Linked DNA regions of Mus musculus: regions 1, 2, 3, 5 and 6 are each linked to region 4. Evidence: chromatin loops called from intact Hi-C (ENCODE). Cell type or tissue: left cerebral cortex. All regions are shown on one strand.

Region 1 (4,000 bases), 190 kb after region 4:
GCTCAGTACTTAGTACCCACTCTACACACAGAGGACCTGAGCTCAGTACTTAGTACCCACTCTGCCCAGTTTACAACTGCTTGTAGCTGAATCTGACACTTCTAGACTGCACGGGCACCCACCCACATGTGGCATGGACACTCATATCAATAAAAATAAAACTTCTTTTATTTTTTAAATGCTGAGCTGAGCTGGCTTAGCAGATAAACATCCTTGCACACGGCTACCCAGAACCCATATACATGAGGAAGGAGGGAGCCAACTACACAAAGTTGTCCTTTGACCTCCCCATTTAGTGTATAGCACAAAACCCCTTCCTCATCATTTATACACACTGATGATGATGATGATGACAACGACAATGATGATGATGAAGACTATGATGATTTTTTTTTTTTTACAGTGCTAAGCTTACTTGCCTTTCTGCTATTTTGGTACTCATCTCTAGAAGGAAATCATCCATTTTACAATGCTCACATCTGACTTTACCTACAAACCTTTCCAAGATCCTTCCATTTCCAGATCTAAGTAGATTAGGAGCCTCGTCCTCCCTTTTCCCTGCTCCCATAAACCTACGCTCCATCCTCAAAGATTCCAATTTGACGGGTCTGATATTGCCATCTACAGTCTTAGCAATTTGCCTTGAATTAATCAATGAGGCTTTTGCAATGAACTTTCCTAAACATCATGGTCAAAAGAATTTTTGACATGCACTGTTGTGTTGTTGCAGGTGAAGGATTTGCAGGTTCGGGGATTGTGTCCTTGCTGGAGTACATCAAGGAATGTGAAATCTAAGTCATACTCTCAGACCTGAATTCAAAGGCCATTCTTCCAGTGTCAGTTATTACGTTATTAACATAGACAGCTTTCTCCAGCTGCAATGTAAGGCTGCATTCTCTATGCTGTTAGGAGCAAACCTAGACACTTAGTTAATACAAAGCTGCTACCTTACTCGTCTGTATTTCAAGTCTGGTACAGATATAACTGAGTCCAAATCAAAGTACCACCAAGACAGTACTGCTTTCTGGAAGACTGCTTCCTTGTTCATCCTTGATAGAATTCCTGAATTCTATGTCTGTTGTATAAGAGTCTGTTCACAGCCTTTCAGGTCACTAAAGGCCCCTCCACCTTTCTAAGCAGAAATATCACAACTGACCAACAGCTCTTTGGTGGAACTGAAAAGGGTTTAGTCCTTTAGAAAACATCCCCTGGCTATGCTGAGCCACGCGCAATGAAGGATACTTTCCCCATTTCAAAGCTCGTATCCCTACTCACATCTGCAAAGCCACTTTTGCTGTGAAAAGTCCTCATGGACTCCAGGAATGAGAGGGGCCATGACTTAGCCAGCAACACCCCCACCCTGACAGCACCTTTCCCCACTCCTTGATGACATATTCAGATATGACAGGCCTCAGCTCAACATCTCTGCAGTTGCTGCGAAGCAGACGATGAAGTACACTCCCAGCTGCTGCCGACATGGGGATCACTGCTAATCAGTGAGGACTCACACTGGCAGGAACGCCAGAAGTGCATGTAGTTACAATTCTACAACACAAGTGAATACCCATTCGGCGACGCTGGCTTGACAGATCGTAAAGGGTATTTCTAGCATGCTGCTGGCATAGACCAAATCCTCAAGAACAGCCACCTCAATTGCCAAACTGTCACTCATCTTCTATACATCATTCAGTTGTGTGCTGATCTGGGAGGCCCAGTAGTTTCAGGGATGTGTCCAACAGCCTTTGAGTCACCTTCTCTTCTAGCAGGTCTTCACACTGACTTAAGCTGTTGGGGCTCACAGACACCAGCTGAAGAACCATTTGAAATGTGTTAAGACAGCTTTTTTCCATGCAGAACCCAGCCCAAGAGTGGAATTTCCCAGAAACCTAGAGTTATCTGACAGAGAGTGTGCAAATGAAGGTGACCTTCCACTCACGTTTCCTGTGACTCCCGAGAAGAACCCCTCAATCTCAGCATTCAAGAGGCTGGGGAAGGAAGATCGGGAAGGAGTTTAAAGTCAGTCTGGACTACAGCCCAACCCCCTTCCTCAGCAAACTAGCAGAAACAGAAGGACTAAGGAGGTGGCTCAGTGGTAGAGCCCTTGCCTCCTAGACTAAAACCCCAGGTTTGAAATCGATCATATCAACTGTAAAAGTCAGCACAGAGACTCTCCAGAGATGAGTCCAAAGTCAAGTCTGAGCAGGCTCATGGTCCGGCTTTTCTTTTGCTGTGTCTGAGTTTGTTGTGCTGCTTTTGGTTTCTGAAATGGGCTCTCAGGTCACTCAGGCTGGACTCAAACTTGCTGAGGGTGGCACTGAGCTCCTGATCCCCTGCTTCCGCCACCCACATCCTAGCTTATAGGAGCTGTGACACATTCTCCTAACGCTCCCTATAGACTCTGATGAGGTTCCTATAGGACCAGAGAGGAAAATAACTGGCGCAGACTTTAAAAAGGAAAAACCTTCAGTTAATAAAGCTTGTCAAAGAGATGTATTTCTGTTTTATTAGCTATAAAGCATCTTTCAATTCAAATGACGACATAATTATTACATGATACACAAAGCTAGCAGATTCAGAAAACACAAATTATATACTTCAGTATGTTCAATAAGACATCAAAAATATAAAATGAAAACATTTTCCCATCTTCCCCATTTTCTAAATTTACATTTTAACTTGATGTATATTTTATAACACTGAAGTTAAGGCTTTTCTACATTGGTGCTTTTTAGATAATAATTATAAATTTAGCAAATTTGAGAGAACAGGAAACAAACAGATCACCTGCTTTTTTTTATTTTATTTTTATTTTTTTTTAGCTCATTATCTCCTGTATCACTAAGGTGATAATAATAAAGATGTTAGTTTGGTATAAGGACCAGATAAAATTGAAACATTTTTCATAATCTCCAGTAGCATTTCAGCATTATGTAACAAAAGCTCAATTGTAAATACATGTATCTTATAAAAATACACTTAAAAACACGAGTGGGGAGCGCAGGCGCCACTGCAGGGAAGGAGCGGCTATGGAGAGGCTTTGGTTCCTGTCTCAGGGTGCTCGTCCACATCAGAAAAGAACATTAACTCTGGAGAAGAGAGAAACATAGCATACTTAGAACATTCTCAGCTCCTCAGAATAGCTTTGCAGCTGCTGGAAAGCATTTAGGCATAGAACTCATATACAAGTATGAATTATTCAGGGAGTTTTTAACCTAAAAGCTAAGCTAGTAGCAAGTGGACATGCTTCATAATTTTAAAATTTCAAGCATTGAATTTATTATAAACCTCTTAAAAATAAAATACACAAAATAAAGACAACATTAACATATCTTACCAAGAAAATTAAGTCACCTAGGATCATTAAAAGAGCTAAGAGATTTAATTCTGCGGTGATCAGGTGATCAAGACACAGGGGAGAGGGAAGGACTCAGAACCAACACCAGTGCCTACCAGTGCACCTCCACGCAGCTATCCCATTTCATCTCCAAAAGTCCCAATAAGCTAGGGGTTATCCCCATTTTGTCTTCACTTTTAAAATGACCCACCTTAAAAGACATCAGGTTTCTGGAATTTTTACTATGTATCATGGGCATTGCAGTTGAAACAGAACCCTGCACACGCCAGCCAGGATTAGTGTCAGTCCCAGCAACAACACAGAGTGCTGTTAGTTGACATTCTCTAATTAAACTATTATTTCACATAGAAATACAATTTATTATTAAAATGCTAATAAATATAAAAAATTAAACCTTGAGAATACAAACAATAAAAGTCCTCTGATATAAACCATTAGATTAAAAAATTCTTTGAATGTCCAAAAACCATACCTCAAGAGAAAAAAACCAGCAAAACACACAATGTGTGACATTTTTGTGTGTGAGTAGGTATGTTGAATATACATGATCATATGAATGTGTGCACATACACATAGATGCTAGAGATTGATGTCAGCCGTCTATCACCTTCCACATTATTTTTGAGATTGGGGGGGGGGTCTCTC
Region 2 (4,000 bases), 84 kb after region 4:
CACTGCTGTTTTATAAAGGGTATTTGCTTTCCGAGGGAATATGAGGATATGTTCTCACCACACTTTTCTTCATTCTTCGTTGGCCAGGTTCCTAGTACTTAGGACTGTTTCTTTTTGTTCTAGGAGTTTTAAAGCCAGCCATATCCTCATTTCTGGTGATGGCCTGGTGACCCTCTCTGGCCTGTCCCACCTGCATAGTTTGCTTAAGCACGGACAAAGGCATAGGGCTGTGTTTGATTTCCCACAGTTCAGCACATCAGTGCAGCCGTGGCTGAGTCCAGAACTACTGAGACAGGTCAGCTGTGGCTACTGCTGTTGTGTCTGTGTGTCTCAAATGTCTTTGAGTTTGACTAAAGGACAGCTGTGTCCTTGGTTTTTTTGGTGAATGGCTGCCACAAGACCTTTCTCTTCTCACACGTGTGTTAGGAATTTTAAATTGTGAAAGCATTTATCAGGTGGATCTTGATTTTGTGCTTTGGGGGCTCTTTTTCATTGCTCACCATCCTTTATCAAGAGGACACCTGGATACCTCTCTGCTGTTCGTACTAAGGCTCTCTATTGTGCTTACAGGATTTACATGGATATAATGTGAAGTCAGATATTTACAGTGTTGGGATCACAGCCTGTGAATTGGCCAGCGGGCAGGTACCTTTCCAGGACATGCATAGGACTCAGGTAATGCTCCAGAACTTAACTGTGACAGCTTTCTTAGGTCCAGATAACTTCTATTGACCATGTTTATTGTAGACTCTAGAGCTTTATTAGCACTTTTGTGTACATGTTTTACCTATAGATGTTTTCCTTTCTCCTAGATGCTATTACAGAAACTGAAAGGTCCTCCGTATAGCCCACTGGATGTCAGTATTTTTCCTCAGTCAGACTCTAGAATGAGAAATTCCCAGTCAGGAGTAGACTCTGGGATTGGAGAGAGTGTGCTTGTCTCCACTGGAACTCACACAGTCAATAGTGACCGGCTCCATACGCCATCCACAAAGACGTTCTCTCCTGCCTTTTTTAGCTTGGTGCAGCTGTGTTTGCAGCAAGATCCTGAGAAAAGGTAATACTAGTCACCTCTAAGTAGCATAAAACATACGTGCTTTACATCTTATAGTAGTTTTACGATATTACTCTTCCCATAAAATTAACGTATCTTGATCAAGAAACTTAATCTGAAGAGTGTCAGTGCTAAGAACAAGTCCAAGTAATGAGCAGGTATGGAGAGCAGTTGGGCTCCTTCCGTGGCCATGCCACGCCCAGCTGAGCTGCCTATGCCACGCCCAGCTGAGCTGCCTATGCCACGCCCAGCTGAGCTGCCATAAACAAATCAGTTCTTAGTGTGTCTGTTAAGGCACCTTTGGAAACTCCTAAGAAGTTAAAACAGTTTTGTGTGTGTACATACACACACACACAAACACAATAATGTACACATACACACATTTTCTGATGTTAGATTTTCTAATAACTTTTCCAAAAATTTCAGGCCATCAGCAAGCAGTTTGTTGTCCCATGTATTCTTCAAGCAGGTGAGCTGGTCCATTATCCATTGTTTTAAATATTTTAAAATATTATTTTTAAAGGCCTTTATTAGTTGGCTTCATAGGACACTTGGGTTACAAAAAATTTAATAATAACTTCCCTATAAAATAGAATTAAAATAAGAACATTTTTAGTAGTTAATTTTAGGCTTATTTGTGTGTGTGTGTGTGTGTGTGTGTGTGTGTGTGTGTGTGTGTACATGGTGTATGTTCATGAATGTGTCATAAGGACACTTGTGGAAGTCACCCTCTCACTCCATTGTGTGGACCCCAGGATAGAGCTTAGATTTTCAAGTACCGGTGTAAAACACCCTTGGCACCTTTGCCTGGTGAGCCATCTAGTGGCCTTAATTATATATAGAATATTTAAAAGATTTTTATTCTTCAAAAACAAAGCAGTAAAAATAACATATGTTACACACACTATATTTTCATTAACTTAAAACTGGTGTCTGTCTTACCTAGAAATAATGGCAGGGCAGAATAATTCTGCTTAAAATTAGTTTATTTAGCTTTTAAGTCTTTGGTTTTCTCGATTGTCAGAACTAGAAGCATTTAAAAGGAAAAGACCTAAAAATAATTTTAAAGTTTTAAAATTTCTTTAAAAGTTATTTATTGCTTATAAAATTTGTGTTGAGTCTCTGTGCCCATGTCACTATTTTAAGTTTCTTTAACAGATGAAAGAAGAAAGCCAGGATTCCATACTTCCCCTGTTGCCACCTGCTTATAACAGGCCATCAGCGTCACTGCAGCCAGTGTCGCCGTGGAGCGAGCTGGAATTCCAGTTTCCTGATGACAAAGACCCAGTGTGGGAATTCTAGGGTTGCCAAATCATTTCATGTCCTCTATACTTGACAGCCTCTCCTTGCTGCTTGTCTTCGGTCCTGTTAGGTACAAATGACAAATCTATACTTGAAAATACAGTTGGTGCACTGGAGAATCGATCAGTTAAACCACTCTGTTCATGGGGCGTGGATTTACCCTCTCTGCCCAGATCAGAGCACCCGCACGACTTCCTCGTCAGTTACTGCCCAGCTCAGCTAGTGTCCGCTCGCCCGCCCTTCCGCACATCCCCCGCTTCTTTTCCACCTTTTAAGCTGTGACTGGTACTTTCTGGATCTCAGTGTAACTTTTGAGCTAGTTAATTCTCTTCTACATTTTACTGTTCTCTGGGGAATGAACCCTTCCTCGGAGGACACTGCTTCCAGAGCATCTTCTCTTCCAGATTCACTAGCCTTTTTGATCAGCTATTGGTAGATGAACAGGCTGGTTTATTCTGGTATAAAGCCCTTTTTTGGAGAAGGGAAAATGTTTGTACTATTCCTTTTACATATGGCAACATCAAACTGAGCCTTGCTCACATTAAATAATTCACTTGAACTATAAAGAGAAGATGCAATTTGCATTTTAAAGGGGAAGGGGCTAACAACACTTTTCTACCTGTGTAAATTATAGATCATTAATTCATGCACCCTGTGGGAGCTCAATAAAAATGTATAAAATTAAACATCTCTTTTATATATTTTGTGTGGCTTAACAAAACTAGAACACAGATTCTAATTTGGTTTGCTGAGAGAATCTCTTTTTTACACATAATTTACATAACATGGTATAAACTTCAGGCAATCTCCTAGAGACAAATGGCATGTTGGCCTTTTATATGCTTGTTTCTGTAGTGGGGTAAACCTTGAAGCCCATGCTGTTGTTAATGGCCCTGCGTCCCTAGCAGGAGATATTGTGTTTTAGTTACATTTTTGTTGCTATGATAAAATCCCACAATCAAAAGAGTTGCAGAGGGCTAGTTGTCCTTACTGACAGAGAAGGCAAAGCAGCAGGAGCAGAGAGCTAAGAGGTCCTATCTCAGCTACATCACAGGAAGCAGAGAGGGGGAACTGGAACTGGGGCAAGCCTACAAGCTCTCAGAGCACCCTCTGCAGCGTACTTCCTCCTGTAGGGCAAAGAGCATCGCCGAAGAGCTGATCACCAACACCAACTAGGTGTTCAGATACATGAGACCATATCGCACATTTTTCATCCAAACTAGCATAGTGTCTTAAAAGTGGTTTGTAATTGAATTTGTAATAAACTGGGGTCTATGTCAGTTGGTTTTCTTCATCTATATGACTATATAGATTGGAAGTTACTGTAAAATGATTGTCTTCAGTCTAAATAGGCAGTTAGAAGCAATTCTGTTCATGTTTGTTGGCTATACCTCTGCCTCAAGTATGAACGTTAGAGTTTCTCTATCGACACAGCCGCCAAGACCTGCGGAGGTGGGAAGTGGAGGTGAGAGAAATTAGAGTGGGCCATAGAGGAAGGAGACAACAGGTCCACTGGAGCACTGAGCAGCTGCCATAGAGGGAGTTGTACTTCATCCCACTCAATGCCTTAGCATCTCCCAATCTGAGAAAGTCCTGCACATGCCAGATGCCAAAGGTAGGAGGGGTGTCATGGACGTTGCCTGT
Region 3 (4,000 bases), 210 kb after region 4:
ACGAGGAACATACTAAGTGAATAAAACGTTTGGAGTTGTTAGTGTAGCACAACCTTGCCTATCCTGACTGAAGGAGAAGAGAAAAAGTACTGTCTATTACAGAGCTATTAACAAGTCAAGGCAACTGCAGAGAGCAACTTATTACTGTATATCACACATGACTTTCAAATGGCAGTCACGGAAGATTGTGAAAATTATTATCATCATCATTTTGAGGCAAGGGCTGACTGTTACCCACACTGGCCGTCAACTCCTAGGCTTAAGCAGCTCTCCTCCCTCAGCCTGCAAGGGCCTGAGACTACAGGTGTGTGCCACTGTCCCTACCTTGAAACCTAGGCAGTCCAGGTAGGCTCGTAAGAGCCAGTGTACTCATCTTCACTCTTACTTCAGAACAACAAATGCATTTAGGACTGTTTACACTACAGTAAACTAACTCACCTTGGATAGCACTTCACGTGACCCCGGCCAAATGTAATCAGAAAGGGGGGGGGGGGGAAAGAGAGAGAGAGAAAGAAAAAAGAAACTATTAATTGGATATCTATTTTATTGTCTAGCTAAAAATTGACTTACATCATTACAACTTTAAAAATAAAACTAGCTTTTACATACTGCTAGCCAGTTTATAAACTAGCTTATTATTTGTAAATAGTATATTGTTTAATAGCACTGCTAAAAGTATTTTGAAAGCACAAATACACATTCCCTACTGTCTATTAATCAGAGGGACTAAGCAGATTAAGAACTTTCTTTGTCACCGGTTATAATCGGTTTAAGCTCTGATGGAATATTCCACAAACAGGAGGGCCTTGGAGAATCCTGGTAAATAGAATCAGCACACCCAGGACAGACCCATTCCTCCACCGTGCTAGAGTGACAGCTTTCTGTAATTATTCATAACAATTATTCTCATGATTTGAATTTAACTTTTACCACTCACTTCTTAGGAAGACTTTTTAAAATTCCAGGAAGGATTTTTTTTTAATGAAGTATTGTAGGTTTTCAACCATACTATTTGATTTTTTTTTTCTTCTTACTTTATATTTTTAAAGTTCAATAATTAAATGACCGTAAACTGTTTTTACCTTGGCACAGGTGGGAGTGCTCGTGGAGGACGCTATAGGGGAGGGGAGAGGCAAACATCTCGTCAATAAAAGCTGGATTAACCTCACCTTCATTTATCTCAAGCACCACAAAGCTTCTCCTTTAAAAGCCCACTGTCCAGATGTTATCAAATAAAATGGATCAGCAATTCTCTTCAAATCTTTGGAAGATTATCAGTGAAACCCGGGAGGCGGTGATGTAAACTGGACTGCTGGGTTTAGATCTATTCTGCCATTCCTACACCCCATGTAAAATTCTTTTCTTCTTCCACTTCAACCAGTCTGGCCTATTGTGAGCATTCAGAACAGGATCAAACAGAGCTCATCTCCCTTTACAGACCTTCCATTAGTGGTTAAGTATTGGAAGATAATGTTGCATGCTCAGATAAAACTAGACCATGCCATATAAATGTGTGTGCATGCATGCTTGTGTGTGTGTCTGTGCATGCATGTGTGTGCATGCATGTGCATGTGTGTTTGCATACAATAAATAACCATATATAAGGAATGAAGAGTGATGTTTTACTTAGGGAAAGCCTCTTTGATGTTATCTGAGCTGAGCCCTTCCTGACAAAGGTGCCAAATTTACAGGGAATGAGGAGCACATGTTAAGGCTTTCAAGAAAGACAGGGCATGAAGGGCTCCAGGTAAAGAGCAGCCAGGCAGAAACCAGTGACACAGGACAGAAGGCAGACGTCAGATTAACTATGACCTCGCAGACTAGCAGAAGGAATACGGATTTAGTTCTATTAACTAGGAAGCCAACTAAGGTTTTATGCCACAGAGTAACATGCTTTTTTTTTAAGTTACTTTAAATAGAAATAGGTAACATATTTTAGAACAGGAAGTATTTGGGGCTGGTGTAGTTTACCCTGTTCTTACTTAAGAAAAGTCCTGCTTGCAAGCTCAGGAAGCATTAGTTAAGCATTCTGAAAATTTTCAAAATAGATGGCTTAGCCATTAAGAGCAGTTACTGCTCATGCAGCAGACCTGGGTTTAGTTCCCAGCACCCACAAAGCACCAGTAATTCCAGTTCCAGGGAAATGGACAGCCTCTTCAGGTTTCTGTGAGCAACAGGCACACAAGTGGTTCATATATTGGCAAAACACTCAAAACAAATACATTTTTTTTTTTTGGTTTTTTTGAGACGGGGTTTCTCTGTATAGCCCTGGCTGTCCTGGAACTCACTCTATAGACCAGGCTGGCCTTGAACTCAGAAATCCACCTGCCTCTGCCTTCCAAGTGCTGGGATTAAAGGCGTGCGCCACCACTGTCCGGCTACAAATACACCTTTAAAAGAATTGATCTCTAAGAGCAGTGCCTAGACGTCGATTTATTAGCTCGGGTATTTCATGCTGCTTATGGAAGGCACTGATTCCAAAGGCTCACATTTTAGATATTCTTGCTTGTCCCATTTCGCAATCCATGGTTGTATTCACTCAAACAAATTCGTGAGAATGCTACAAAATTAGGACACTGACGATGTCCTAATGGAATCCAGCAGTCAAAATGACAACTGGAATAGAATGGTGGTCCTACAAAAGCACTACTATTCTCAAGATGCTATGAAAGTGGGACCCAGTCCTCTTGGTATTTCAAAAGTCCCGCAAAAATGAACCATCTCACCCATCTAGAAACCGCACCTCTAAGCCCCTCAAAAGAAGAACCGCTGAACAGGCGGAGACTAAATTCCCAACAGCTCAAAAGTACCTGAGGCTCGCTAACCACCTGCTTCTTCCCCATCACGTCTCCAGGGACCGCAGCAGAGCTCAGGGCACCACAGCCGCCCGCCCCGCCCCGGTCCGGCCCGCCCCGCCCCTCCTGCCCAGGCGCGCAGGCGCAGAGCGTCATCGGGCTGCGCCTCATGGCTGCTGGGCCCGGAGCGTCCCCACCCGTCCCACGGGAGGTATTGGGGCTACCGGAGCCGAACCCAATCTGACCCCTTCGAACTAGGAAAACCTCAGCGTCGGCCGGCGTCCCCAGGAGCGGAGGGGGTTCACCCACAGTTTCCCGGGAGGTCATCGTGGTTTGCGTGGGGGTGGGCACGGCGGGACCAGACTCGTATTCAAACTCCCCACCGGAACATCCTCCTCTCTGACCGAGAGCCGCCCGGAGGCGTCGCCATGGCAACGCTGACTAGGGCGCCCGGATGTTGGGTGGACCTGATCGCCTTTTGCGGGGCCCGCCCTGATGTACAGCCCCGGTCCGCCCCCGCCGCACCCCTCGGGCAGTGCTGTCCCCAGATTCCCGGCTCGGCGGTGGTCACTGCTGGTTAGGACACCTCCACTTCGCCACACTCCGGGCCAGGCGCCCCTCGTCGCTCACCGCTTGGTCCTCCTCCAGCGGAGGCCCTGAGTCGTCCCTCATGATGCTTTCCCGCGGGCCTCCCTAGGCGCAACCGCCGGAGCCCGAGGCCGGCTTCCCGCGACGCCCGGCCTCCGGGGACTTGTGGGAGGAGGCGGCTTTGCGGAGCCTGGAGAGGCCGGCGTCCCCCACCTGGTTCCCGTCTGCCAGGGTGCTGCCTGGAGGGAGATCTGTATGACTGAAACAGCGAGGATCTCTTTCACTGGCCTGCCCAGTTTCCTAGATTCCCTGTAGGCCTAGGAGTATAATCTGAATGTTCAGTTCTGATAGTTCCTTCAGTGGGAACAGTTATAGTTTAAAATAGGTAGAATGGAGGGAAGTGTGGATATAAAGAAGATGAACAGACATGGGTGCAGTGGAGCTTCGGATCTAGGGAGACCAAGACTGTATCAACATCCTCGTTTTGGAGCTCATATACAGGCTCCAGGACTAGTCCACTTTGCTGATTTGGAAATAACAGTGTCATAGGTTTCCTTATTAGATAAATGTGTACTTGTTAACCGCTCTTAGCTTAGTTAGTCAACTAGGCACTTTTG
Region 4 (4,000 bases):
CAGAAACCAGTATTTGCATGAGAACTTTTATTTTTAAATGGGTTATTTTTTTTTTAAGTTCTCAGTTTTTATCTTAACTTAGTAGACATAACCTATATAGACAAACCTGAGATTCTCAGGGACTTTTCAATAGCATCAAGGACCCTGAGACCAAAAGGCTTGCAAACCACGGACTCGCCTGACCTCTGACTCTGCCTAACTCACTTCTGCAGGCTGGTAGGAGAGAGGGAGGAATCAGAAATGTCAGCAGGGCTGTGGGTTTGTATTCTTTTATCTCCACTAACGAATAAACGCCACTGAGACTGTGCAGCAGTAGCCAGAAAACCCCAGCCAGACAATGTAGTGTCCTGGTTACGACGAGGCCATGTTCAGCTGCACCTCCTCTCACCTGTACCTGGTCCACCCGCTGAGGTCATGGGCGGCAGAAAGATTCCCGTTACTGGCGTGGGCAGTGCAGGTTTCTGCTCCAGTTGAAGAGGCTGCTGAACCTGAAAAGTGATGCCCTCTTCTTCATCCTCCTCTAAGTCCGAGATGTGGTAGACAACATCCTTGGGCACCTGTGTGAAGCCTTTAGTGATGACGCCTGGGCGTGGATCAAGAATGGTTCCCAAGTTCGGCTGAGCAAGCTGCTGCCAGTGATGCAGAGTCTGTGATCCTGAACAAGCAAAGCAGGACAGGCATGCTTTACATTCCCACAGATCCCCAATCTTGAAGAAGCTAGAATTGTGTGAGCAACAACAGTAACAATACAGATACTTATTTGGTTTTGACATTTTGTTCAAATTTGTAAATTTAAGCTCTCTGTCAAAAATTAACATGACATGGAATGGCTGAGCAATAAGTTTTCTATTTCAAAAGACAGTCTTCAAAGGGACATCTAAAGAAGAGGAGAAAAAAACCCAGTAAGGGTTTTAAACAGGACCCAGGCTGCTCAGGCAGGAAGGAGGCCACCCACTTCAGGGACAGGCTGCTCCTTCCCAGGTGGCAAAAACAATATTCACCCAGCACAGTTGATGATCTTGGAAGCAAAACTTGGGTGCTTAGGTTGGGAAATAACTTGAATTTCCTGTGCACTTCTCTGCTTGCTCATGACCCTACTTTCCTTGGTCTGCCAGGAAGAAAGGGAGACGCAGGTGATAAAGTGGAGAACATTTCCCTTTGGTTCCAGCCCATGTGACTCTGATGAAAGAGCAACCCATGCCCTTGTACAGGATGTCACATCTAATTGTGTCACTGTGGTAATTTCATCCTGAAATCAGCAACGCTAACCAACACTTGGACCAAAGCAGGAGTCTACAGGATACCTTTTTAAACCTTTGTTTTAAAAGGAACTTTTAAGCCAAGAATTAGAGAATCATTTGTGGACCATTACTATCTGATAAGTCAGGTATTTATTTTGAATTTAAGCTGTGCTTTAGGTAAAGCTGAACGGAAGGAGAAGAGTACAGATGTAACTGTGTGCCTCTATGGCAGGGACACTCTAATTGCTCCTCTTCATTCATCTCAGCCTGTTGGTCCTACCATGCAACTGCTATTACAGGATTCTGTAGCAAAAGTCAGGTAAGAGTCTTCCCACTTCCCTGCTGCGCTGATATTAAAATGTCAGAAAAGAACAAATAGCTGAAGACTTGGTGACTCAGGTCTTACTCACTGTCTGCTATGTGGCAGGCACCACAGCACAGCACAGCACAGCACAGCACAGCACAGCACAGCACAGCCTGCCTGTGCACAGGGTGCCAACATAACACAGGTCTCAATTCTAGGAGAGACGTCTAACATAGACACGGCTTCTAAAAGCTGTTCCTGGCTTATTACCTTCTAGGGGCTTGACAATCTGTAACTTCTCTGGCATGAAGCCTCGAAGGCAGCTGGCACTGCCGAGGTCCGTGGTCTCCGACTGGTCAGTGCAGACTGAGGCAAGGTTCTCCGTGGGGGCGTCACAGCTGCTGACTTCTTCCTCCTGCTCAGCCAAGATCTGGATCTTCCGTTCCCATTCCTCAGCAAAGAACTGCTTCTCACTTAGGTAGTTCTGTCTTCTCAGGCTGAGGCGATGCAATGCAGTAGCCAGATCACTATCTTCAGGGGATCCTGGGGGGTTTGTGGGCTGCGAGTTTCTGTGGGAAAATCATATTTGATGATGAGACTGTAGATTGTGAGAATAATCTAGACCACTCCTTTCTATAGTGCTGGACATTAAAAAAGACTTACCTTGAAAATGAGGTGTTTTCTTAGCTATTTAAAATACAGAAATAACAACAAACAAAATCATCAACAATACTGTTATCACAACAATCACTGTAACATATTGTACTGGCTGGCTTTTTGACACAAGCTGGAGTTATCAGAGAAAGGAGCCTCCCTTAAGGAAATGCCTCCATGAGATCCAGCTGTAAGGCATTTTCTCAATTAGTGTTCCAGCAGGGAGGGCCCAGCTCATTGTGGGTGGTGCCATCCCTGGGCTGATAGTCCTGGGTTCAATAAGGAAGCAAGCTGAGCAAGCAATCCAGTACGCAGCATCCCTCCATGACCTCTGTATCAGCTCCAGCCTCCAGGTTCCTGACCTGCTTGAGTTCCAGTCCTGACTTCCTTTTGTGATGAACAGCAATGTGGGAAGCGTAAGTGGAATAAACCCTTTCCTCCCCAGCTTGCTTCTTGGTCATGGTGCTTTGTGCAGGAATAGAAACCCTGACTAAGACACACATCATTTCCAATTACCTTAAGAAAGTAAAATATGTTATTCTTGCTAACTTCTCCATCTCATTTCATTATGAAACTGCAGGTGTGGTCTACTTTTATGTTCAGGTCAGGTACTCCCAAAGTTACTATTAGCATAGTTCACAGACTCTATTACTGAGAGCAAGAGGTACCATTGCTTTATATAACTGTGAATGCTAGCTATACACTACTACATGCTTTTAATCACAGAAAGGATGAGTAGGGCATGGTGGCACATTCATGCCACTAATTGCAGCACTCAGAAGACTGAGGCAGGAGAATCATGATTTTGATGGCAGCCTAGGTTGTACAAGAAAATACCCTACCTCAAACAACAAATAACAATAAAATAAAAAAGACAGAAAGAGAGAGAGAAAGAGAGAGAGAGAGAGAAAGAGGGGAAGACAGACAACCAAGGCTGAGAAAGCTGAGAAAGGTGTGAAAGCCACAAACGTCTCTGAATATGCAGTGTATCTGAAAGAAAGCAAGGATTCTAAGTTATAAAAGACTGCTTCTCGTAGGTCTTTGAAGCACTTCCACCTACGATGCAGCATTGAAACTGGGAGGCATTTTAGAACTGATGTAGAAGGAACACGGCAAGTGAATGCACACAGCCTCTTAAGACCACTGTGGCACGATGTAGGCATCAGAATGCACTGCGAACTGCCGGCTGCAGCACCTTCTGGACAGTGTGGAGGGATGTTGGCCAGGTCTGAGTTCTCGAATCTGGCATACCAACACGATAAGGAATGTAGACCCCAGCCCCCCTCCTCTTCCCCGCCTTACCCTGGAACCTCTGTGCTGCCCCCTGGGCTCAGGAGTGTTTTGTCCTCTGCTGGCTGGACACCAGACTCAAAGGGCTTTGCTGTCATGATGACACTTGAACGGTTGGAGCCTGGGATGGGTAGCAGGACTGGGAAGGTGACAGAGCGGCCCCGAGTGTCATTGGCAACCTTGACAGTATCAAACACCCGTTTCTGCTGGGCCCTGTCAGAAAGGAAGAAGCATGCACTCCTGTTAGTCTCAGCCAGGGGAGCGCTTCCTGAGAGCTGTTCACAGACAGAGCCAGGCACAAGTCTGCCCCGAGGACTCTCGTTTGGGGAAATTGAGAAAAGTGATACAGGAGAGCTCCCTTGCAGGAAGACAATCTGCACAGCAGCAGATTCACTCCTGACTGGCAGTCATTGCTCTGTCCTGTGGCTCCTTCCTTCCATGCCGAGGGATCTCACCCAGGACTGCACGCTGCTACGCAAGCCTCCACCACATGGGCCTGGCTTGACGCTTC
Region 5 (4,000 bases), 63 kb after region 4:
ACACACACACAGCAACAAACAAACAAACAAACGTAATTTTAAAAACGATACAGTCATGGAAGCACACAACTTTAATCTCAGCACGCAAGAAACAGAGGCAGGCAGATTTCTGTGAGCTCCAGGTCAGCCTGAGCTACATAGTGAAATTGTCTCAAAAAAGTAAAACAAACAAACAAAAAAAAAACCAACAAATCCAAAACAAAAAAAGGAATCATACAGATGATATAAATGAGCTGTAGACAAGAAGAAAATGAGCAAGAACTACAGTGCTACCATCCCCCATCCCTCATGTTGGCTCTAATATAGTCTGGGCAGTGAAGTAAAAACATTAAAAGGCCAATTTCCATAGTCTTTATGACTATGAATGTTAAACATTCATAGGGAAGAATAACAATGCTTTGTGACTATGGATGTTAAGCATCTGCAGTGAAGAATAATAACCATAGAACCATAAAACCCGAGAACTGGAAAGCACCTTTGTGATATAAGTCCAATCCTATCATTTTTTTTTTTAAGACATAAAGGCATCCAGGTGGATTTGGAATGAGCTCTTAGTGTGTTAATGAGCAGTTCTATGAGGGATGAGACTAGCAGACAAGAGTGTACAATTTGTTCAGAGGGCTAAAGTGGGAGTTACGGATGCATTCATAGTCAAGGAATGATGGAGCGAGTACTAGCAAACTATGAAAATTCTTCTTAACCATTCTTTTAACCTGGTTCATAACTTTGAGGCAAAGCAGGTATGGGTGTAAATCTCGACTTGATACAGAAAGTCTCCAGTGCAACTAGTGAGCAATGTGCGTGGTTAGGTGAACCGTGTACATCATCACATCAGTAAAAATGGGTATGGGTAAGAGCACTGTCTTTCACATAGGTATGTATGTGCTGGTTAAACATCTGAGGCTTGCCAGATACTACCTAATTTTAAAAATAGAAAGCTGGAGAGTGGCCGAGATGATAAAGTGCCTTTAATTTTGCCCTTTCCCACCACCAAATGTCCTTCACAATTCGTTTTCAAGTGTCACCACCATTAATATGCTATTTGGAGCTCACTGTAGCTCAGACTTTTAACAGGACAGCAAAGATTTGAAAGGTCACAAACATTTTTACTAAGGTAGAGCAAGAACTCTGAGTCTAGCTCATTTTGTTCAGTGGTCCTTACATAAGCTAAGTGAATTTCCAGCGAAATATTACCATCTTTCCTGATGCAGAAAAAGATGCATAAGCAGGTAATTGACTTCACTGCCATAATTGTGATTTAAAAAAAAAAAAAAGTGTCTGGGACTCAGAAGTGCTGGCACTGGAAAACACAACTGCCAATATTCATTCTTTTTGCTTCAACCAAAAGTCTTTCTGTCTGTCTGTCTTCCTTATTTCTTTTAAAAAGACATGTGGCGTTTGGTTCCAAATCAATTACAAATAAAAGCCCAATAAAGAAAGAGCTCTTTCTAGTGTCCTTTCCTCCCATTTGCATCACAGATGGCCACCGAGAGCTTAAGGTTTAACGTCCAGACACTAAAGCCACTCATCCTAAAACGACAGAGCTCCAGATGGACTCTGTCTGGCAAAGGATGGGAAGCTGCCAATCTTCAGAGGTGCAGATAGGGTGAATCCCGGAGGCTACCGCCCAGTTCCCATCAGTTTGCACCCACACTTGGGAAACATCCCTTTCCCATCTCGGGGCGGAATCCTTCCGTGAGTGACCTCTGGGGACCAGAGGGACGCGGGACAGGAAGGCTTCTCTGCCTTTGAGAGAAGTTGACAAGGGCAAGTTCGAATCGCACGCGGGAGCTTACTCACGGGAATGGCCCGGCGTCCTCGCTCTTCCGCCCACACTCGCTCAGGAAGAAGCCCCTAATGCGCGGCAGCCTGAGAGCAGCATCTGAAGCAGCCGCCGCCGCCACCGAGCTAACCCCCCCGGGCGTGGCAGGAACTGGCAGGCGCTCTCACATCATCACCGGGCGACCTTGGAGCTGCAGTGACGCCGGTTCAATGGCAGCCCCCACCCAGCTAGGGAAGCTAAAAAGGAGACCCACTCTCCCAACAGGCTTTGCGGCCCTAGCGCAAAGCCTTCTGGGAACTGTAGTTTGCTTTCCGTCCCGCCTACAGCTCGAGGGCCCCGCCTCCTCACTCCAGAGCTAGAAGCTGGAGGCGCGGTGGGGCGGAGCGGCGGGCCCCGACCCCGCTGGGGTGGGGCGAATCCCGTCCCGGCCGGTTGCCCCGGGCTAGGGCAGAAGTCCAGGCCGACCGGCCTTCTCCAGGCCGTGCTGCACTTCTGTGCCTTGAGGCTCACCCTGGAAGCCGGCCTAGTGTTTTCGCCTCGCCCCTTCGCGAGGCAGGTCCCGGGGCTCGCGCGTGTCGCCTCCCCTCAGCGCCCGCTGTCTGGAGAGTCGCTGGCCTTGGTCACCGCCTAGGTAATGAGGGGAGGCAGGCCAGCACGGGATGGTGTGGGGACCCGGGGAGCGACAGGGAACGCAGGTCGGTAGGTGCACAGCGGAAGGCTACAAGGCCAGTCCTCGCCTCCGCTCCTTACCGGAGTTGACACGGCCGGCCGAGCAGCCGCTGGAGTCTGCGGGACGCCGGCTCCCGCTCTCTGTCTCTGTGCCAGCGCACGGGGGGGCCGGGGCTCCCGGGTGCCCAGCAGCGGTGCCAGGTGCAGGAACCCAGCTACCGCCGCCCCGCTCCCCCAGCTCTTACCTTTGGTAGCGCACACAGGCCTGGCGACTTCCCAAGCTGAAGACACTCTGGCCCCAGACCTGTCTGCTCAGAGACGTCGAAGGGACCTTTTTCCAAATTAAATGTCCAGGCTTCGTTTTGTCTTCAGTGTTTACATTTGATGTCTTGTTTTCCCCTCGTGGGTTTGTTATGTCAAATACCTTTCCTCCAAACTTGATCATGATTTGTGACAGCACCTGCATAGCACAGTGCTTGGCACTCCGTAAATATTTGTTGAAACCATGAGTCATGATACTAAGTTTGGAAAATTGGATTAAGCTGTGTGCTTCGCTATGATCTTTGTTAAGGTTTTATGAGATTTCAAGATCACCTTGAGAATTACTGTAATTTTGAAGCCTAACAAAGAGTATTGGTAGGTTTTTTGTTTTTGTCGGCATTTCCTGTAACAGTAGACCATTGAATACCTCGATTAACGCAAAACCCAAGTCTTGTAAATACATAGCCCCTCTGGTGTCCATTTAAAGTGTTAACCTTTCAAATGAAAGGCCTGGGTATGACTTCTATATTATGCAACAAATTAGATTATTTATAAAGCTTTATTGTGGTTAGCTTTTTAGGTACAATTGCAAGGGACTACACTGAAGTACTCATCATTATGTTTAGGAATACAGGTTTCTTAAATATATATATATATATATATATATACATATACATATATATATATACACATATATATATACATACACACACACACATATATATATACATATATATGCACACATTTATGAGTAAATACATACACACATATTTTAAAGATGGGGTCTCACTATGTTGGTATCCCTAGATGGCTTAGAACTCACAAAGATCAGCCTGCGTCTGCCTCTGCCTCCTGAATGCTGGAATTAAAGGCATGTTCCACCAAGCCTCAGCAAGCTTCTTTATTTTTTTACTTTATAATTTACTTTTAAGGATTTATAATCTTAGCATAGTAGCAAAAACTAACAGCAGATCTTTCATTCAACTCCTTTGCCATGTGCAGCTGCTGCCCTGACCTCAAAATGTCTTGAAAAATTATCTGTTAATAGTGTGGTATGCTGAAGGTAAAACTTCTGAGATTAAACCACCCCACTGGTAGTAACAGTTCTAGAAGACTGTGACCTGACTTTTTTCAAATTGTTTTGTTGTTTAAAACAACAAACCCAATAACAACGTGCTGTAAAGCAGATACAGAATCATGGTAACCACAAATTAATCACCAGACCGCCTCAGGTAAAGTCAGCAGCAGGTCAGGGCCTGGTGTTAATTACTTGTGTGTGTGTGTGTG
Region 6 (4,000 bases), 75 kb after region 4:
AGACTGTATTCCTTTGGAACTGTAAGCTAAAGTACACCCTTTCTTCCTAAGTTAGCTTTTGTCAGGATATCTTATCACAGAAGCAGACATGAAACTAGGACAGGGAGCAAGCCATAACTTCGCTTTGTAGTTCTCTAGTAGTTAAATTAATAATAAGAGAAGTGAGGTTAGTTTGAGATGAGTTTCTGTCAGCCCATGCTGTCTTATTGTCATTACGGTGACATTTTCTTCATGGTTCATATTTTCACTGTCAATTTGATCTCAGCCTCTTCTGGGAAGAAACATCAGACTTGCTGCTTTATTTATTCTACTTTTTGAAAATTGGTCTGTTGCCAGGTATAATGGCTGTGTCTGTACTACTAACTCTTGAGAGATTGCGACAGGAGGATTGCCACAAATTCAAGGCCAGTATCTGGGCTAGGAAACCTTTCCTTAAGAAAAAGGAAGGAAGGAAGGAAGGAAGGAAGGAAGGAAGGAAGGAAGGAAGGAAGGAAGGAAGGAAGGAAAAGCAAAACTAGAAAAAGAAGATTAGAAGTGTTGGACATACAGTTGCTCTTGAGTGAGTTAGGAGTTCACTATGGGTTCATAACAAGACAGACTAGGACAGGAGGAGACTTTGGGTTGAAGAGCTAGACCCTGTCTCAAAAACAACAGACAAAATAAAAAAACCTCAGCCAACAAAAAAGACCCATAGCCTTTGAATATTTGCTTGTAACATCTAGTTTTAAGAAGACTATTTCCCTCCTGCAATAGATGGAGGCAATTAGAGGTGGGGTGGTTAGCTGATTTCAGCCCATAATCATGCACATATTTTATTTGTGTTTAGCCTGCATGTATGTCTGTGTACCACATGCATGAAGTGCCTGCAGAGTCTAGGAGAGACCATTTGATTCCCTGGAACTGGAGTTACACTTATAACTCCAGTTATGGTTAGCTGCCATGTGGGTGTTGGGAATTGAACCTGTGTCCTCTAGAAGAGCAGCCAATGCTCTTAACCACTGAGCCATCTCTGCCCCCTGCCATTTTATAAGTTATGAAAATAAACCTTGGTGCTTTATGTGTCTAGCATTTCTAAGTCTTACAGATTGATATCACTTTAAAATTTTAAGACATTGTTATACACTCTTCTTTTTATTTTATGTTTTCTTTACATCTGTTTATCTGAATGCTCCCTATTCTAAAACAGCCAAATTAGCTTATGGTATCATCCCACCCCAAATTGGACTTACTTTCAATTGTATGATAGAATTCTCTTCCATGCCCTTTTATTTGTGCTTCACCATAAGTAAAGGGTTATCAGTCTGTTCTCAAGTTTTGGAAACATACTTGTCACCATCTATATAACTCCATCTACTGGCTTTAACCTGTTTCTCCTGATTAAAGAGTTAGATATGAATGGAGTTAGCCCAATTCCTCACATCATACTGTTGGTTCCCCCACTTCCTTCTTGCCTCCTTAGAGGCAGTAACAAGATTCTTGCCACCTGCTAGTTCCTGTAAAGGCTTCTTAGTGTCCTTTGGGGTCCTGTGTCCTTTAGGACATCCTCATGGATATCATATTATGCTAGTAGGTTAGGCCTCCTCTTTCTCCTTCCTGTGTGCTATTTCACTGCTGCTATAGTTAGATACAGACTTGCCGCTGACTCCAGAGCACCCCACGAGACCTCACACTGCTACGGGCACCTTCAGCTGGCAGGCCTGTAACACTGACCTCCCGTCTCCTTAGGGTTATGTTTCTCTCTGACCTTCTCTTACTTCATTTTATCATATGAAAGACGTCTTTACTGTTAACAAAGCATATACCTCAGACTCAAAGCAAGAACACAGCCTAGAATATCCTCACAGTCCTTGCAGTTCCTCCTTTAAACACTTAACAGTTATCATCTATTCTTAGAACCTTCTAGAAGTTTTACTGAAAATGAGATGAGAAGTATGTCTTGCTCTTGTTCATCTGTTTTGTTCTGCCTTTCTCTCTTCAGGCTGAAACCTGATATCGGTTAGCAAGTGCTAAATTCCTTCTAGATCTTAAAATATTCTTTTCAGTCACCTTCTAGTACTGTCAATATTTTCTGTTGGGATAGGGAGATCAAATTGGGGGACTAATGATGTTTATTCTGTTTTATTTTTATTATGTAAAACAATGCAGGTTGATGAGTCAGCCATTTCCCGGCCCCCTCCGTCTGCTAGAGCCAGTGAGGTGATCTGCTCCACTGACGTGTCTCACTATGAACTGCAAGTGGAGATAGGTAATGATGCTGGGCTTCTTGCCCTTGCCTCCTCTGTGCTACAGAGCACACTGTGGCACACAGATTATTTTATAGGCATGCCTTTCTTCCTTGTTACCTACAGCATAAAATTGGATTTTAGCTGGTATGTTACCTGACTCTAAAGCATTTTATGTCTGTTTAAAAATAATCACTCATATTTTAAGAGTTCTGTCTAGTATGACTTTTCCACTGAATTATATTTAGGAAAAAAAATAGAGAGAACTTTAAATAACCTAAGTACATACTTGAATCTTTGTAGGAGGTTTTTAGTTTTATGGGTTTAATTTTTACAGGGTAGGAATTTAAATCAAGTCATACAATTTTTTTTCAGTCATGACACTTAATCCAAATTACTCATTAATTTATATTTTATCCAAATTTTATTGTAAAAATTTCGCATTTAAGTATAAAACAAAATCAGTTCCTGTTTATAGCTTTATGTTGTGAAACATTTGCTCTGAACATTCAGGAACACTAATTAATCACTAAAAAGCAGTGACACTGTTGGCTTGAGGCTATAAAAAAAAAAGCTCTGACTTGAGGTTTCTCTTCTCTGGGATGCGAACATGGAGAAGAGTACTTGTGAGACATTAGAGGGCATTAGAGGAGAGATGTGTTAAAGGAACCTCTTAAAGATGTCTATCCCTAGCTTTGAAGACTGCTTTATAATGTATGTATGCCTTTTGGTATAAAGATTACTAATGTAGTGGATGGAAAGCAGTAACTAACTTTAGTTCATCACTCAGTAGCAGAACAGAGAAGACTGAGGAGCAATCCAGCAGTCCTGGGAGTGGAGAGTAAGGGCAAAAGCCGCTTGCCTCTTAGGGGGAGTTGGGGCTGCTTGTTGTTGTGTAAATACAAACTACAGAGAGCAATCTTGGCGGTCTGAGGAAGTTTTGAATAATATTGCTAACTCACAGAATTGTTGGCCAGAAGAAAAGACTTGCAAGAAACCAAATGAAGCTGGGCAAGCAGAGTCAGAGCCTTGGCCGTGCATTGCTGCGCGCGCGGGCACTCTGCCACGGGCATTAGGCTTTGCCGAGTCAATTCTGTTGATGAAGGAAGGATTCCAGTGGTCACACAGAGGTGGGGCTTTTGAACATGGTGGCTTATACATTGTGAAAGGATTGATTGACTTATGGGATGGTATCTTATAGGCTTTGGGGAGTGACTGGGCCAAGCACGTTCAGCTCTCATGCAAAAAGTAAGGATGCAAAAATAGTCCAGCCGCATTAGGAAACAGCTTGGCAACTCTTAAATTCAAACCTGTATTTACCACATGCCTTGGAAATCTCAAGTGCAGGTACTTATCAAAAAGAAAGGAAGATGTGTCTTCTTAAGGACCTGTGTAGGAGTAGTTAGGGAAACTTTAAGTAACTCAAATGCCCACCACCTAGGAATACATAAATGGCTCCTCTGATGGAGCCATTTAATGCATTTTTTCAGCAACAGGGGAAGTCAGATACTTGGATCACGGGTAAATCTCAGAAGCATTGTGCTAAGTGAAAGAAGCCAAGCACAAAAGACTCAAACTTTTTTCTTTTGGTACCCTCTGTGATATACATCAGGCAGATCAGTAGTCGCTAGGGCTTGTAAGGAGAGACTTGAAATTGCTGAATAATATTCCATTGTTTGCCTATATGACAATTTGTTCATCAAGACATAATTTTAGCAGTTACTGTAAATATGCAGTGGTGTGGTGTTGTTTTAATATGCCTTTCTCTAGATTAAGCA

The links. A loop is a pair of places that touch in the nucleus more often than their neighbours do. Peaks named below come from ENCODE experiments on the same cell type or tissue, not always from the same donor. Only the 100,000 strongest peaks of a DNase experiment are listed, where the experiment ranks them.
Region 1: it touches region 4 in a loop (2.3-fold over the local background); 3 of 42 quality-filtered maps call a loop at or near these places.
Region 2: a loop joins it to region 4, with 3 times the contacts of the local background. A loop is called at or near these places in 13 of 42 quality-filtered maps.
Region 3: it touches region 4 in a loop (2.4-fold over the local background); 4 of 42 quality-filtered maps call a loop at or near these places.
Region 5: a loop joins it to region 4, with 2.2 times the contacts of the local background. A loop is called at or near these places in 12 of 42 quality-filtered maps.
Region 6: it touches region 4 in a loop (3-fold over the local background); 15 of 42 quality-filtered maps call a loop at or near these places.

The regions. Positions count from the first base shown.
Region 1 is chr1:59,098,113-59,102,112 of GRCm38, forward strand. Tmem237 (transmembrane protein 237) reads right to left here. Exons shown (of 13, transcript NM_001037812.3): 13 at 2,472-3,086. The coding sequence ends at 3,025. Among named protein-coding and RNA genes, the nearest start is that of C2cd6, 5.2 kb to the left of the region's middle. In left cerebral cortex, no CTCF peak of the experiment used is centred here; DNase peaks (open chromatin) are centred at 1,853 and 3,108; H3K27ac peaks cover 314 bases.
Region 2 is chr1:58,992,081-58,996,080 of GRCm38, forward strand. It overlaps Stradb (STE20-related kinase adaptor beta), which reads left to right. Exons shown (of 12, transcript NM_172656.6): 8 at 124-295; 9 at 571-675; 10 at 813-1,057; 11 at 1,481-1,523; 12 at 2,213-3,042. The coding sequence ends at 2,356. Among named protein-coding and RNA genes, the nearest start is that of Stradb, 21 kb to the left of the region's middle. In left cerebral cortex, a CTCF peak has its summit at 1,897 (motif pointing left); DNase peaks (open chromatin) are centred at 1,848, 3,338 and 3,915.
Region 3 is chr1:59,116,893-59,120,892 of GRCm38, forward strand. Tmem237 (transmembrane protein 237) reads right to left here and starts at 2,914. Exons shown (of 13, transcript NM_001037812.3): 1 at 2,811-2,914; 2 at 1,083-1,114; 3 at 439-449. The coding sequence starts at 2,843. In left cerebral cortex, no CTCF peak of the experiment used is centred here; DNase peaks (open chromatin) are centred at 2,478 and 3,227; H3K4me3 peaks cover 1,651 bases; H3K27ac peaks cover 1,369 bases.
Region 4 is chr1:58,908,135-58,912,134 of GRCm38, forward strand. It overlaps Trak2 (trafficking protein, kinesin binding 2), which reads right to left. Exons shown (of 16, transcript NM_172406.3): 12 at 3,502-3,702; 13 at 1,816-2,114; 14 at 389-655. Among named protein-coding and RNA genes, the nearest start is that of Gm28802, 13 kb to the left of the region's middle. In left cerebral cortex, no CTCF peak of the experiment used is centred here; a DNase peak (open chromatin) is centred at 1,787; H3K27ac peaks cover 180 bases.
Region 5 is chr1:58,971,437-58,975,436 of GRCm38, forward strand. Trak2 (trafficking protein, kinesin binding 2) reads right to left here and starts at 2,046. Exons shown (of 16, transcript NM_172406.3): 1 at 1,801-2,046. Stradb (STE20-related kinase adaptor beta) reads left to right here and starts at 2,086. Exons shown (of 12, transcript NM_172656.6): 1 at 2,086-2,414. In left cerebral cortex, no CTCF peak of the experiment used is centred here; DNase peaks (open chromatin) are centred at 2,041 and 2,528; H3K4me3 peaks cover 3,085 bases; H3K27ac peaks cover 1,993 bases.
Region 6 is chr1:58,983,144-58,987,143 of GRCm38, forward strand. Stradb (STE20-related kinase adaptor beta) reads left to right here. Exons shown (of 12, transcript NM_172656.6): 4 at 2,146-2,245. Among named protein-coding and RNA genes, the nearest start is that of Stradb, 12 kb to the left of the region's middle. In left cerebral cortex, no CTCF peak of the experiment used is centred here; DNase peaks (open chromatin) are centred at 1,814 and 2,157; H3K27ac peaks cover 694 bases.